2 separate regions of the Mus musculus genome follow, and region 2 is linked to region 1. Evidence: chromatin loops called from intact Hi-C (ENCODE). Cell type or tissue: left cerebral cortex. All regions are shown on one strand.

Evidence for each region. Peaks named below come from ENCODE experiments on the same cell type or tissue, not always from the same donor. Only the 100,000 strongest peaks of a DNase experiment are listed, where the experiment ranks them.
Region 2: a loop joins it to region 1, with 2.0 times the contacts of the local background. A loop is called at or near these places in 9 of 42 quality-filtered maps.

What each region holds. Positions count from the first base shown.
Region 1 is chr1:194,221,678-194,224,177 of GRCm38, forward strand. It overlaps 4930503O07Rik (RIKEN cDNA 4930503O07 gene), which reads right to left and starts at 1,082. Exons shown (of 3, transcript NR_040477.1): 1 at 752-1,082. In left cerebral cortex, a CTCF peak has its summit at 1,495 (motif pointing left); a DNase peak (open chromatin) is centred at 1,507.
Region 2 is chr1:193,574,673-193,577,172 of GRCm38, forward strand. No RefSeq gene overlaps it. Among named protein-coding and RNA genes, the nearest start is that of Mir205hg, 66 kb to the left of the region's middle. In left cerebral cortex, a CTCF peak has its summit at 1,503 (motif pointing right); DNase peaks (open chromatin) are centred at 402 and 1,495; H3K27ac peaks cover 1,232 bases.

The DNA.
Region 1 (2,500 bases):
TTTTCAGTTTCTGAAAAACTTAACAAAGAAAATGGAAAATCTATTCTTATTTCACTTTCCTCTTGCTAATTAAGAGGTATTGTTCATTATTATCATTATTTTTAATAGAATACTAGATAGGACTGGAGAGATGACTCAGAGTTCTTGCTCCTTTTGCAAAGAGTCTGTGTTAATTTCCCAGGACCCACATTTGGCAGCTCATACTGCCTGTAATTCTGGCCACAGACGTGCAGTGACTGTCTCCATGAGCACATGTATGTATGTGTCTACACATATACATATACATCATAAACATATGCATATATATATATACATCACATACATATATACAACATACATATACATCATATACATATGCATATACATATACATCATATACATATACACATACACATACACATATACATCATATGCATATACATCATATACATATACATATACGTCATATACATATGCATATACATCTATATCCAGCATACACATTTACATAGCTAAATCTTAAAAGTATGACATACTAAACACAAGTTTTCCAGGAGTTTATCTAGATCATTTCCTCCCACTAATCAATGTTAGAAAAGTGGCAGTTATATTTACTGAGTTAAAACCAAATAGGGAACCTTAAGTTAGAGAAGGAAATAGGTTGAACAGACTTGGCTTCCACCTAGAAATTCTAACAGATCAGGTCCAAAGGCTTTCTAGGATGACAGGACTCTTAGATATAAGACACATGCATATGTTAGGCACAGCATACCCTCCTTGCTGTTCTCGGTGCTTCTCTTAGGTCACAGATGGACTTTTATCACAGTTGTTCTCTCTGCGAAAAATGCCACCTTAGGGTTCCTGCACTTGAGAGTGCAGGAAGTGCAACTGAAGATCAAGTGAAATAGAACAAATAAATGGACTGACTGGAAGGTCCTAACAAAAGCCCTCACAGGTAGTTCTCATCCTGTGTATCTGATGACTCCATGTACCTCTGTGATGCAGATCCTATGAGCATACAGGATGTGACTGCCCAAGATGCCATAGTTGATATGGGAATCTCCCTGAGGGTAGACTGAGGGTAGCTCCTTACATGGCCGGCTGAAGCACTGCTGGAGTGCTAAAGAGAGGTTACTGGCTGAGGAATTAGACACTTACATTGTTGTGTAATAATTGGTGGCATTCATTTTTCATCACGCTGCTCTCCTTTTGAGGAATTCAGATAAACAAGTTAGTTGCCTTTTTCCAGATGCCTCATGGGGTACCAGTGCATCTCTGAGCCCTACAGCGGAACGAAGAAAATGTCAATGTACCAATAAGCAAGAAAGGGTGGTGTCCCTCGTTTTTATGTGTATTTCAGAGTACTTCTGATCCTTGAATAGGGCTTCTGTCGCCGTGGAGATGGGACTCCAGGTTTCTTCCACATTAACTACATGCCCTTTGAGAAGCTTCCTCTGTAAGAATCCAGATGTTCTGTGGCAGCAGAAGTTTTTCAAGGGACGTGCCATCTAGCGGCCGCCATTGTGAAGTGCAGCCTGCCGCTCAGCTGGCCCGTTGCTAAGGGCAGCAGCTGCAGCAGTTCATCTCCCTGTCTGAGGCAGAGAATCATGGGATGTTTACACTGAGAGCGACCTCCAGAGATTTCCTGTCAAGACATCTGCCTCCAACCAGCACGAACAATATGTCTTATGCTTATAGTGTTGTAAAAAAACAGTTACAAATAGTACCACATTTTAATTCTCACACCAGCCCCATGAAAGTTGATGTAATCATTATTTCCGTTTTAAAGATGAAGCTATGATCACTCATAACTTAAGTTTCTTGAGCACAAATCACAATATCTCCCCTTCAAGTCAACCATTTGCTGACCTCAGGAAAATATGTGGGCATTTAGAGACTTAAAAGAGACGTATCTAGTCCATCCTACATCTGAGTTTTTGCTGGAAAATCAGGCCAGTGTTTGGAGCTGAATTTACATAAATAGCTTTGAGTTATGAGCAAGTTTATTCTACCTGAAAATTTATCTCCAAAATTCTCTGTCAATGGACAAATCAAAGGGTCTGTGTGAAGGTCTCAGAAAGAATTGCCATGAGCCAACTATGGAGAGGAGGGGCTGAGTCCAGCAGCTGGGTTGATGAGGCACCTGGGAATACAGGAGAGGAGAGGGTATCAGAACAGGACTTGTAAGAAGAAATTAAGCCAGATATAACGGCGATGTGAAGTCACTGGGCACATCTAAAGTTCCTGCTTTAAATATTCAGCAGTCTTTGGGGAAGGAAATGAATTAGCCAATAGGGCCATCAGACAGCTGAATGAAAAGAGTGTTTGAAAGTAGGGGAGGGGGGGATCCACTATTTACTTACTCAGCAACCATTAGAGACTCTAGTTTCTCACAGAGGTTGAAAGCTCTGTGTCTGAAATCCTCTGACCTACTCTTGTGAGCATACATTTAAGCATGTTTGTGTGTGTCCATGGGGAGGGTGTGTGATCCACATGTCTATGCATATGTGTGGAGGCCAAG
Region 2 (2,500 bases), 650 kb before region 1:
GATTGGATATGTCATCACAAGCAGGAATCAGACTGAGGAAGGGACCAACTACAATGTTTAGAAGGCACACCTCCATTGACTTACTTCCTCCAGTGAATCCCTACTTTCTAAAGTTGCCAGAGCCTCCCCAGATAGCATCAGCAGTTGGGATTTAAGCATTCGACACACAAGCCTGTGGAATCCAGTTAAACCATAATCGCTTTGGGAGATACCAGTGCTGACCTGTGGCAGAGAGGTGGGGTCCTTACTCAAGTATGGCCTTACACGCTCGCTCGCCCTGACTTTAGCCACAACCTTTCTGTTTGGTATGCTGTGCTACTGAGAAAATGTAAACTGCCTCAGCAAGTTCAGACGGGAGCATGGAACCAATGTGAAAGCTTTGCAAGGAGAAAGAGCTTGGCGAGAAGCTGGGCTGTTCACAAAGGCACTGCCAAGTCTGTGCCACACCATCCCAGAATCCCTGTCTGAAAGGGAATCACAGGGACTTGGAGTAAAACATGGTCGCAAATGCTCAATAGAAGAAATAGAGTCCTGGCCAGAGTAGAGAAAAAATAAAATCAAATGCTAAAGGGGAGTACCATAGATGGGGGATAACGGAAGTCCAGTTGGCAGGGTAGTGTCTTCTGTATCCTAAATCAACAGATTTCCTGACTACAAGGTACAGAACAGAAGAACTAGTCTCCAACTAGCAAGGCAACCAAACATATTTGCCTCTTAAGCCAGAGAGCAGGGGACAGTCTAAGCACCCTCTGGGATTTCTCCCAGCATGGACTTGGCTATTCTTTTCTCATATGTAGCTACTTCTCTATCCTGATTTTCTCTAGTAGGAGGGATGGAACTACTGTCCCCAACCCCATGCATATCAGTGGGAAAAGCAGGGACTTGGTTCTCTGGTAGTATCTCTGCCTAGGTGTGTGGTACAAGGGGCACTAGAGTTTACTGTGCACTTAACACTCACTAGCTGTACCTTCCTCTTTTCATCTCCAGGAGGGACCCAGGGGATAAGGGCACAGGGATCAGTGTTAGATCCTTGTGACTAATGGCTGTAGGAGACCAAGAATCTTTTCAGAGCAAGGCTCTAGATAGCCTGCTTGACTGGGAGGTTTCATTTTGTTATTTAAAAATGAAATCTTGGTTCTAAGGCCCTGACTTGTCTGTGACTTTTCAAAAATAAATTAAGAATATGGAAGTTCCTAGGGGACTAACACTTGGGGCTCACTGATGGCCAAAGGGAACAGACTCTAACCTTTGATTGATTTTTTCTTCTTCCGTGCTTATTCTGCTTTGCCTTCCTTCAAAAGGGCACTGAGCCCAGAGTCTAGGAGTTTGCCACGTGGTGCTTCTTAGGAAAATGCTAACGAGCCTTCTTTCCCACAGACATCACAAGCTGGTCTGGGTTCTGGGAAAGCTTCACGCAGGGCTATGCAAATGTGGAAGGATGGTGCCAGTCTCACAGAGCAGGGGTGGCCCACCAAGCCCTTAGCGCCTGCAGCTGCATTCTAAACACTAGGTGGCAGCACGGAACTTCCTAAGCTTCCAGAAGAGGCGAAGCTCAAACTGAGCAATTTCCCCTTAAGAAGGGCACGCACAGAACCATGCAAAATGGGAGCAGTAATTCTGGGACGTGGCTAATCTCTGTAAGTCACACGATTGCAGATACAAGTGACAGCTGCAATAGGGGTGATGTTCTCTCATTCGCCGTGTCACCAGGATGCTATTTCGAATCTTCTTGAGATTAGAAAAAGGATTACAATTGCCCCCAGAGCCTTGCTATGTAATTTTTATCAGCCTTGATCTCTGAGTTCCCCCAGGCTGTGTGTGTGTGTGTGTGTGTGTGTGTATTCACAAACATGTTTCTATTGTCTGTATTAGCACAAGGAATAGGCTCATGGTGTGATGTAAGGTTCTTATAAATGATGTGAGTTTGCCATTAGGTCTGTATTTCCAGACTGGTTCCTTACTTCAAGACTCTTGGCTTCTCAGTTGTTTTCATTCCCTTGGATTTTGTGGCATAACATCAATTTCATAGCTATGCAGTCAGTGCAGAGCAGAGTCACAGAACAACAACAACAACAACAACAACAACAGAACAACAGCAACAACAAAAAAGATTCTCCATCTTTATTTTAATGCTCTGTGCTATTGCTGTTTTAAAACATTTAGTGTTCTTTGAACAAGGGGTCTTGTATTTTATATAAAGTTGACATATCCTCCCTAAAGTTCTGGAGATGAATGAAACACATAAGTTTCAAAAAACTCCTGAAACTTAACAAGATTCATGGGTCCCATCTCAAAGTTATATAAATGCAACCACCTCCAAGTTGAACTTGGGGCTCCATTGGTGTATCTTTTATAAGTTGGACATCTGTTGAGGTGGGCTTTGGGGGATACAGCTGCCTTTTGGCCCAAGTGCTCCTGAAAGTTACCTCAGTGAACACACTGGTTCATTAGGTCAGACTTCAGTGGGACTATCGTCAGTACCCTGTCAGAGGGTGAATAG